Linked DNA regions of Mus musculus: region 2 is linked to region 1. Evidence: chromatin loops called from intact Hi-C (ENCODE). Cell type or tissue: heart. All regions are shown on one strand. Links, peaks and the distances in the headings refer to the core of each region. The heading gives the core; the rest is flanking DNA. Region 1 has its middle 32 kb from the start of Slc5a12. Region 2 has its middle 110 kb from the start of Slc5a12.

Evidence for each region. A loop is a pair of places that touch in the nucleus more often than their neighbours do. Peaks named below come from ENCODE experiments on the same cell type or tissue, not always from the same donor. Only the 100,000 strongest peaks of a DNase experiment are listed, where the experiment ranks them.
Region 2: it touches region 1 in a loop (2.6-fold over the local background); 3 of 42 quality-filtered maps call a loop at or near these places.

Annotation. Positions count from the first base shown.
Region 1 is chr2:110,562,644-110,568,034 of GRCm38, reverse strand. No RefSeq gene overlaps it. Among named protein-coding and RNA genes, the nearest start is that of Slc5a12, 32 kb to the left of the region's middle. In heart, for the core only: a CTCF peak has its summit at 2,822 (motif pointing right); no DNase peak of the experiment used is centred there.
Region 2 is chr2:110,484,393-110,489,783 of GRCm38, reverse strand. No RefSeq gene overlaps it. Among named protein-coding and RNA genes, the nearest start is that of Slc5a12, 110 kb to the left of the region's middle. In heart, for the core only: no CTCF peak of the experiment used is centred there; DNase peaks (open chromatin) are centred at 1,503 and 2,783.

The DNA.
Region 1 (5,391 bases), core at 87-5,086:
CAGCAAACAGAGCCATGCAAGGGAGATGGAATTTTTACAACATTCACAATGAGAAGGAAGGAAATGCATCATCTGATCTATCTCTTTTGTTCTTTTTTGATTTTCTTTTACTTATTTACTTTATATTCTGCTCACTGCCCCCGTCCTGGTCACCCCCTCCCACAATTCTTTCCCCAACTCCATCCCCCTCCCCTTCTCCTATGAGCAGGTGACCCCTCCCATGTATCTCCCTGCACCCTGGCACTTCAAGTCTTTATGATGCTAGGTGTTTCCTCTCCCATTGAAGACACACAGGGCAGCCCTGCTAGGAGAACATATCCCACATACAGGAAACAGCTTTTGGGATGGCCCCTGCTCCAATTGTTTGGCATCCACATGAAAACAAAGCTGCACATCTGCTACATATGAGCAAGGAAACCTTGGTCCAGTCCTTATACGTTCTTTGGTAATTGGTTAAGATCTGAAAGACCCAAGGCTCCAGGTTAGTTGACTCTCTTGTTCTATCCCATTTGGAGCCTCAATCCTTCCCTCTATTCTATAGAGTCCCCAAGCTCCATCCACTCTTTGGCTGTGGGTGTCTATACTTGTCTGAGTCAGCTCTGAGAGACAGTTGCTGTCCTCTCAGAGGACAAATTGATACCGACTGTTAGCATAAAAGAGTATCATTAATAGTGTTAGGGATTGGTGCTTGCCCATGGGAGGGGTCTCAGATTGTGCCTGTTATTGGTTGGCCAGTCCCTCAGTCTCACTCCATCCCGCATGCCTGAATTTCTTGTAGATGGGACAAATAATTGGGTTGAAATTTTTTTGGGTGGCTTAGTGTCTCTATCACTCCACTGGGGTTCCTGCCTGGCTACAGGGGTGACCTCTTCAGGTTCCATATCCTCATTGTAGTGAGTTACAGTCAAAGTCACCCACATTGATTCTTGGGTGCCTCCCTTATCCCAGCTCTCTGTCTCATCCTGGAGATGCCCCCCCACACACACTACCCCCCGCCACCTTCTCACATCCATTAGTTGCAGATTTCCATTATTGTAAAACTTTTGAATGCCACTAGGGACAAATTATAATCACTTGGGCAACAAAGAAATAGCAAGCTACCATGAGAAGAACACAGAAGCAAATCAGCTAGTTCAAAGGTCCCTGTGTACAATGAGTACACAACCCGCCATTCATCTTATATACCTACAGCACATTTCTGAGCCTTGACTGTGCTGTGAAATGTGCTACATACATACTAATAAATAATTTACCTTTTAGTTTATCAAGGATAAAAATTGGAGGTTAATGAGAATAATCATCCCTTTATTGTTGTTGATATTAATACCACTTCTGCTATTGTTTCTACTTCTCCATGATTCCCCATAGTCCTCTCCTTTAACACCCACTCTCTTCTCTCTCTCCTTCTCTCTCTCTCTCTCTCTCTCTCTCTCTCTCTCTCTCTCTCTCTCTCTCTCTCTCTCTCTCCCCCTCTCTCCCTCCCTCTCTCTCTCTCTCTCTCTCTCTCTCTCTCTCTCTCTCTCTCTCTCTCTGTTGTTTACATCTGATTTTATTTTCAGCCTTCTTTCTGTTGTTCTCTAGAAGATCCTGAAAACAAAGTGACACACTGGCTTAGAGTGTTGTCTGAAGTACTTCTACTGACATTGATCTCTCTGCTCACCTCTAATGTTTGGACAATTCTTGATCTTTAACCCTTGGTTTTGTTCTATTTTCAAATAGACTCATTCTTTGGAATGCTTTTCCACTCTTATAGTTTCAAGTAATGGCATGCTCTTGGTATAGTATCATTTTTTTTTTATGTTTCCCATTGAGTTCTTGTATCAGAGTCACATTATCAAAGCCAAAGAAAGACAGAAAGGAAGAATGGCTCTGTAGAGCGAAAGTTTGAAAGAAGTAGAGAAGCGAACAAAACACAACTTTATTACTTTTCTTTTTCCTTTCTTATTTTCCCTAAGTTTTTAGGGATGAGGAATTTTTGACTACTTTTTGCTTGCTTGATAAGGAATGAATTAACAAGAACAAGAGGATAAACATAACTGAAAAGACAAACGACCAGACTATTTTAGAAAGTCTGACTTATGTGTGTGATTGCCAAAAGAAAGCACAATTCCATGCATTCAAATCAAAAGGGCAGGAGGGTTGGTGGTCAGCTGCACAGAACAGCTGGGTTCTTAGGATCTGTGCTGAGACTGTAGTTGTTTCTGGAACATGAAACTTGAAGGTACTGGTGACAGTTGGTGAGTATAATGCTTTCTATGTCACTGGGACCCATATTAGGATAGATCAGAAGCATTTTTGAGAATTTTACATTTTTAGTAATCCAATTACTGGTTGTTTTATTAAGGGACCACCCCTCACTGAAAAGTGATGCCCAGAAACCTTCAGGTCATCGTGTTTTTCTCACATGCTGGAAAAAACAAATGAATAGAGGAATACTTGTGTTCCAGACATTTTTTTTTAACTCTAAGACATCTTTATAATATCTTTTCTACTAGCTTAATTAATACCTAGTCTGTATGTGGTCAGGCTTTCTCTCACTTGGGGAATGTCCTCTGAATGCAGCAAATGTGTACAGTAAGGACCTGCACAGTCTCAAGACAGTAAGTCTTTCAGAAAAGTTAGTGGCAAAGCTGACAGAAATGAACCACACTAATACAATGATCCTTTCTTCTAAGAAAGACATAAAACCGCTTGCAAGACTCCAGTCTGCTCTAATACATCAACAGGATTTGTACTCTTAACTCTTGAAGTCAGAAACAAATGTCATGTGACCAGTTGCAATTTATGAGGAAAATTAAGCTGACAGTTGAAGCACGAGCTAAATGACCACAAGGGGGCAGTCTGTTCATGTTTAATTTCGGGATAGTATCCCTGGACTCAGCTGAGTCTTGTTTTTAAAGATGGGGAGAACTGAACAAAGTAGAAATTCAAAGACCACAGATGTGAGAGAAGTAATTTACTTCCCCTTAAGTTTGTTTGCTTTTATTTAAATCAATTTTCATGTGTTTGTGTTCTCTCTGTGTATGTGGTGTGTTGTGTGTGTATGTGTGTGTGTGTGTTAGTATATGGTGTGATATACGTGTGATGGTTATATGTGTATGTGTCTATGATGTATGTGTGAGTGAAGAGTCTGTGGTGAGTATTTATTTATGTGGTATGTGTACATGTGTGTGTGTGTGAGAGAGAGGGGGGGAGACAAAGAGAGAGATGTGTGTATATGTACGTTTGTGGTAAGTGTAAGCTCTATATTTGTCTATGTCTTGTGTCTATGAGTCATATTGTAGTATGTGTGCATGTGTGTACATGTGCATATGTGTCTATGTATATAGTGTATAGTGTGTGTGTATTGTGTGTGTGTATTGTGTGTGTGTGTGTGTGTGTATTGTTTCTTTCTTTCTTTCTTTTTTCTGAAAAGAGCTAAAAGCACAACTGATTTACAGAGCCTATAAGTCTGTCTGGGCTGATTGAGCCTGGGAGATCTCAGCCTACAATGAGACTAAGTTTTCAGTCAAGAAGGGAAGCTGAACAAGCTGTCTTCTGATCACAGCTGTCACTTCAACTTGGAGTCCTGTTGCTTTTCACCAAAAACCTTCCCTTCCGGTGTGTGTTTGCTTCCTTTGTGGTTTTAAGGAATTGGAATCTTACCTTAGCCTTGAGTTGTTTTAAATCTCAATTCAATTTTCTCATTTAGCATAATTCTAATGATTTTACTGTATACTTTACATTATTTATTTTACTAAGAAGATGGCAAAGACAAAATAACTGCATTTAATAGATGCAGCTGGTAGGCGTTTTTTAATTTTTTTTAAAGCACGGAATCTTAGGTGTAATGTGTACTAAATGAGGACAGATTTTAAACCATAGCAAATCAAAGGAGCAGCACAAAGCAGCACAATAAGCTCGCCCACACCGAAGACAGCTTTCTGCTTTACAAAATGCCACAAATCAGGAGAATTACTTTGTGAAATGGGAATTGTCCCACATATAGATTTTTCTGTAATTAAACAACTTAACAGTGTATTATATACATTTTCTATATAAAAATATCTGACACAAATGTAAACAGTTTTACAGTGCTCAGTTGTGTCCTTGTGCCACACCAGTTTTATCAAGTACCCAAACAAGCATGGTTCTTAAAATGCTATAGTCGAATGAACACTTAAAGAGGGAGGTGGGAAAGAAAAGGATAGGGAATGAAATTCACAGAGGATGGAAGACAAGAGACAAAGGAGGAGCTGGGTAAAGGATGCTGGATGAAGGCAGAACGGGGACAGAAGAGACCGAACTGGTCTTCACCATCAGGCTCAGGAGTCCTTTCCTTTTGTGTTAACAACTTTCAGATCATCACCCTGTATCTGCTCTACAGCTAATCTTTTCCATTCTCACCATTGGTTCTATAAAGGAGGAAGAGGAACAAATACCAGTATTGGAGTGATCCTCTCATCTCCATTACAAAGAAAACTGTGTATCTTTTATGTAGAATTAGCCAGAAGACTGAGACTACAAGAATGTTAACAAAAGCAAAATCTTATTTCTACTTCTGGTTCCCTCTGTGAGCTTGAGAAGAAATCATACAGAATGATGCCGGTGAAATGTGGTCAGATGCAAGGGTATAAAATATAACACCCGAATACATGGTTTTCGTATTTAGTATATTCAGACAGTGATGTGTCAGAGTATATATTGAAATAGAACTGCTGTAAGATTAGCGATTTAAGAGTATGGTTAAAGAATAATTTGAGTTTTTACTGGATAGTGTTTAATGTCAAGATATTTATAGTAAGATAATTTTGTAGTAAGATATGTGTGTGTGTGTGTGTGTGTGTGTGGAGAGAGAGAGAGAGAGAGAGAGAGAGAGAGAGAGAGAGAGAGAGAGAGACATACACATGTGCTTGTGTTATAGCCCAGCATGACTTTGAACTCAGTAGTCCCCAGCCTCAGCTTCCCAAGTGCTAGGATAACACATATATTGTTCTTTGATAAATAAAATAAATGGATAAAATGACAACATGCCAGCTATCTGAATATGGGTGGCTCATGAACACAAGGGAAAAGATGATTTCTCCCGAGTAGTGACTGACTGTTGATAGAAGCCATGCCTGTGATCTCCACTGACACTTTCTCCAGAGGCATCAGAAAGCCTTACAGTCTTATGTTTCATTTGATGCCATGTGAGTCCCCTGTAATATGTGCTTTAATGCTCCATCAAGACAAGCATTTTGTGAGCCTTGCATTTAGACCGCTTTAACTTCAAACAGCTACAGATGTCAGCATGAGGCTTCATGGGGTATTGAGACATTAAAATGAAAGGCATTGGGAATTTTTAAACACAGAAGAATTTAAAATGAAAACCCTCTTCTGCATCACAATGGGATGATAAAGCAAAACTGG
Region 2 (5,391 bases), core at 222-5,221, 78 kb after region 1:
CTTTTTCAGGAACTCATTTTTTTTTTCCAGGTAATTAACTGACTATTGAAAGGACACAAGTCACAAAAGAGAATATAAATCTATTTTTATTGGAGTTTCAGCTCTCTCATAATTTTTTATTTCTTTGAGATAAACCTGTGAACTCAACTTTGGATGTATTAAAGTAGCAGCAGTTGGTTTTGCATCTAAAATAGACCAACATATGTTCTTTCTTTGAGGCCACGACTGTGAAAAGTGAGCTTTCTTTTCCATTTTACTGACCATGAACACACGAGGAATTTGACATGACTCGACACTGAACGCATTCATATCCTTTACTCACTGAGAAAAATTGAATTACAAAGAAATTTGTTCTATGGGGAGGGGTTCTGTAACCTAAAACTTTTCTCTTCTTTCCTTCTCTGTTTAAAAGCAGAATGCATTGTTTTATTATAGTGTTATCTAACATGTAAACTTTACTGCTTTACCTACAATGAAGACTGCTTTTTAAAACAATATAAAATAGAATAAGATATATTTGCACAAAGGACAAATTCTCTAAGGAACAGAACCTGTTCACAGTAATGTGTAAAGAGCTTAGAGATACACATTTGAAGCTTCCCAACATAAAGAAAAGATTGGATGTGTTAGGGAATGCGAACTACCTATGACTTTAATTCCATCTACCCTGTGCTGTGTATATGAATCATCCTATAAATATGGGTAATTGTGCATCCATTAAGACATTTAAGTCTACAGTTGAAAATATTTAAAGTATATTTAAAATTTTACAAAACCAAGAATTTCTGGTATCAATACGAGACCCTTTGTGATATCTACTATATCACTATGGTTCATTAAAATTTTGAGAAAAAAAGATTTTCCTTCGTCTCAAAAATATTATTATTACGAATATCCTAATTCCAATGATCTTTTTACTGGCACTGGAGATCAGTGAGGATACGGCAGTAAAGTCAGGTTCTATTTTTTTTAAACTATGCACTCTCATGCTGACTCACTACAGAAAGTCAGTCTTAAGAATGAGAGAGTAAGGCCACAGAGAGGGATGTGCCAGTTTTATTGAGACAAGGCTGTTCAAAACTCTCTGTGAAGCGGTGACTGTTCAGCTGAAGAAAGAGCTAAATAATCAAAAAGAACATAAAATGTGTGTTCTGTTAAAAAATTTAAAAATAGAAAAAAAAATTTCCTACCTGAAAGAAAGCAAGGAAGGACCATTGAAAGGTTAAAGGAAAAATGACAGCCAACTATATATGCTTCCAACGTGCTCCTAACATAAAAAATAAAATAAAATAAAATAAAATAAAATAAAATAAAATAAAATAAAATACCTGTACTTATTCTATGGCAATAAAGACTTCTCTCTTAGAGCACTGAAGGAATTTGATTTCGTTTTGTAGATGTTTCTGGGAGAAACCTACTTGTCCCGAACACTTTGTCCTCTTTGTTTTGTTTTGTCTTGCTGCCTTCTTTCACTGTTGGATCTCTGAGCAAACATTCCAGTTTGTCACCATGTCAATAGCCAAATCGGGCTGATGATGAGAACAGTGTGCTATATTAGTAAAAGAAAAACAAGGTTGTAAACCCCGCTTCAAAGTCTTCATGTTGCTCTTGGCCATAGCTGGGAAAGGGCTTGACGCAGTCAAGCAAGGAAAAAAAAAAAAAAAAAAAAAAAACAGTGCAAACGGTGCTTCAAGATCAGTGATGGGAGCCCAGTTAGCCGTGACATAGACTTTAAGACTAGTCTCTGAAAGGGTAACACATAGTCCATATTGTGCAAACATGCATGAAACGAACAAACACTGGAAGAGAACAAACACTCCCTCCTTTCCACCGTTCTGACTCAAATAAATTTCTATTTCTCTTATTTGTATGTCCTTAGCTATGCGTTGTAGATTAACTAGGAAAATCCACCACATGGACAAGAACAAAGGAAGAATTTTTTTTAAACCATACCCTGCTTCTCCAAGCTTAAAATGTTAGTAGTCCCATCTCTCCATATAAATAATACAATGTAGGCAATGCTGATGTTAGGCAGCCGACAGGTGAGCATCTGTTGATCTTGACGTTTACTTTGTGTCCTTATGAAGTGCAGATTGTTTTGCCATGTAATGCCTTCTTCTGAAAAATACAAATAACTGTTATATTTCATAATGTTGCATAAAGTGTCACTTAGGTGATATAATCAAGGTCAGTATCTGATGAATGTCAGCACAGACTTTTAAGCCCGAGTAAATTAAACACTAAGGACAAGATGGATTGTCTATGAGGACTCACTAAGTAGAGCAAGGCCTTACGCATTTCTAGCATTCATTTGATTTGATTCACTGTGGATGCCATTACTAAATATTTTGCCTCTCACTGCAGCTGCAGTCCAATGTTATATTGATATCTCTTATTTATGGCCTCAATAAATATTGAGGAGGACTCACATTGTTCTGAGAAGAATGTATATGATGCTTTTCTGGGACTTTGGACGTGGACCTTCTGTGAACATAACTCTTGGTGCTGATTAATGGTTCCTCCTGATTTATCTGGGCAGTCCACCTGCTGGAACACTGCAATCCCTGCTGAGGCTCAATCTCAGGGCAGTTCTGTCTCACTTTCTCTTGGAGAAGAGTGCACCGGGCAAGGGCATGTCAGATTTTTTAAAAAGAAGGGTTGTTAACAGGAGTGGTTTGCTGAAATAAAGTAGGGCTCCTGAGAGCAGACCTGGGTGTGTCCCGCAGACAGTGGCTTTGCCTTGGAGCAGCCACCAAGGCCTTATGTAACAGAGGGCCTGCTTGACTCCAGCAGGAAACCCAAGTCCAGACGACACCCTGGCTCCAGGCTGCTGCCAGGTAGCAGCTGACTGTCTCCTTTCTTCTCTGTTCCCCATGCGAATGACCCAGAACAGCTTTTCCCCTCACAGCCTGAATTCATTAGATTTATTTTCTCCCAGCCGTGCTGTGGAGGTTGAATTGCCCTCATTCATAAGCTGACTCCAGACCTAGAGAAAGAGACAGCAGGATCCAGCTATTGCACCTAATAAAATGTGTTCAGTGGAAATCACAAGAGATGACTGGATGAAAAATTCTAAGTTATAAGGAGCCTGAGGAACCTGCGCTGGGAAGCCAACACTCTTCACAAGGTTTGATGTGTAAAAATGCTCTGGGCTTCACCTTTAAGCAAATCATGAGCCTTCTCACCCCTGATCACCAGTTCCTTCTGGATTTCCCAAGATTCCAAAGGGGCTTCTCTCAAGACAAACCCTGAACTTTTAAAAGAAGGTAGTTGGAGCTTAAAGACAGAGCAGATGGAAGGCCGTGGGTTTGATCTGCAGCTCCAGTGCCTTTTCCGGCGTTACTGCCTCCCAGTCTTGATTACAGTGCAGCTGGTAATTAGCCCTGTCAAGAACTTCGTTTGTCATTAGACACTTCGCACATTGCTACTGTGGTTTAGTTTCCAACACAGCATGTTCTACTCAGATTTATGTTTTAAAGATTCAAGATTAACTATTATATCATAATTTAGTCAATTAAATAAAACAATTGTATAAAACTGTCCTGTCTGCCCACCTCCCTTCTGGGCTTCTGTCCAGGTCAAGCTGCAGAATGTGCCTATGAACACAGTAAGGCTTTGCATGGGAGTCCTAATGGGTCCTCTGTTGAAAATCTGATTTGAGCCATATTTCTACTTAAAGATGCCTCTTATTTTGGGGGGCTGGTGAGAGCAAAATTATAAATAGAACAGAAATGCCTCCTTGATATCGTCTAATCAGCTCTACCATCCTTGATTCCCTACCCCCTCCTGCTATGTTTTACATTACTAGGTAAAGAAGTGAGTTTTACTGTGATGTTTTCATACATACATGCATACATACATTCATATATACGTGTATACATACATACATGCATATCTTGTCCATTTTGTCCAAGTAAACACAGTAGCCTATAGTGTAAATATGTTCCTTAGTTGAATTTTACTAAATGTCTCTGAGTTACAATCCTTCTGTTGTGATGGAGACGGAGGGAGGGAGGGAGGGAGGGAGGGAGGGAGGGAGGGAGGGAGGGAGGGAGGGAGGGAAAACTCTTCCAAGGATATGAACTAAATAAATACCTATTTTAAGTTCCCTTTATCCTTATGTCCACAGCATTTAATCTGAAAGTTTACTTGTTCCTTTTCAGGCTATGTTGTTTCATTTTAGCCTACGTCAAAAGCCATCAGCATTCGATCTGGACCTCTAATTTGCCTCTTAATTTCTCTAAACACTGTTATATGCATCATTTTAAAAAAATAACTTGGTTATCATTATGGGAAAATGTACTTGGTCATATTTTTCCTTTTAAATAGCATTAATAATTTTAATAAAAATGGAAGCAATACGAAATTTAACTCAATATTCTGAGGTCCTCAAGGAAACTAAGTTGACAATGATTATATAAGCATCAATTTGCAGAGCACTGAAATGTAGATAAAGAATGACCTGCAGGAACAAAACCTCTCAAACTTGTAGCCTAGTAGGGAAGATAGACACGGAGTCCAATGAGAACCAAAATGGAAACCCGTCCAAAAGCCATGGAAGAATATGGAAGGACTAGTTCAACTGGAAGGAAATAAGAGCTTTTCTTAAGGAATATTTGAACTAAAAATTTTAAGAGTGGAGTTTTTGGAATGACTTGAGTACTTTAACCTAGCAACTGCACACTGCATAATGCTTTTTTAATGGCAAGTATAATGTTGTAGTTGGGATATACTACTAGAAATATGCAGTGTAAAAGACAATATTGTTATTGAAAGTCATGTTTACTACCTAAGAAATTTAAATGTTTTTTTAAGACTTATTTATTTTATGTGTGAATACACTGTCATTGTCTTCAGACACACCAGAAGAGGGCATCAGATCCCATTACAGATGGATGTAAGCCACCATGTGTTTACTAGGAATTGAATTTAGGACCTCTGGAAGAGCAGTCAGTGCTCTTAACATCTAAGCCATCTCTCCAGCCCCAGAAGTTTGAGCTTTTTGTGTACACTAATAAAATCATTGTGGATTGTAAGCAGGGGAGATCATAACAATGTATATTAGAGGGACTCCTCTGTTAGCAAACTCCTATTGAAAACTAATAAAGTCCATAGCAAGATGACTGTGTTTTCTCCAACTAAAGCCCAAGGTAACGAGGCAATAGCAGTCTGGTGATTATAAAGTGGCAGACAGAAGGAACAGGTGGCAAGGACAACAGGACTTAGTGTTTCCAAAAAGTATGGCTAGTGCCAGAGAAGGAAAAGTTCAACATTAATCTAAAAGGTTTAGTGTTTTCAAAGAAGACTAAGTATGCAACAGTGCAACCCGAAGCATGGATAACCTATGAGTTGGTTTCGCATTAAAAAAAAAATAGTGTAGAGCCAAATCTT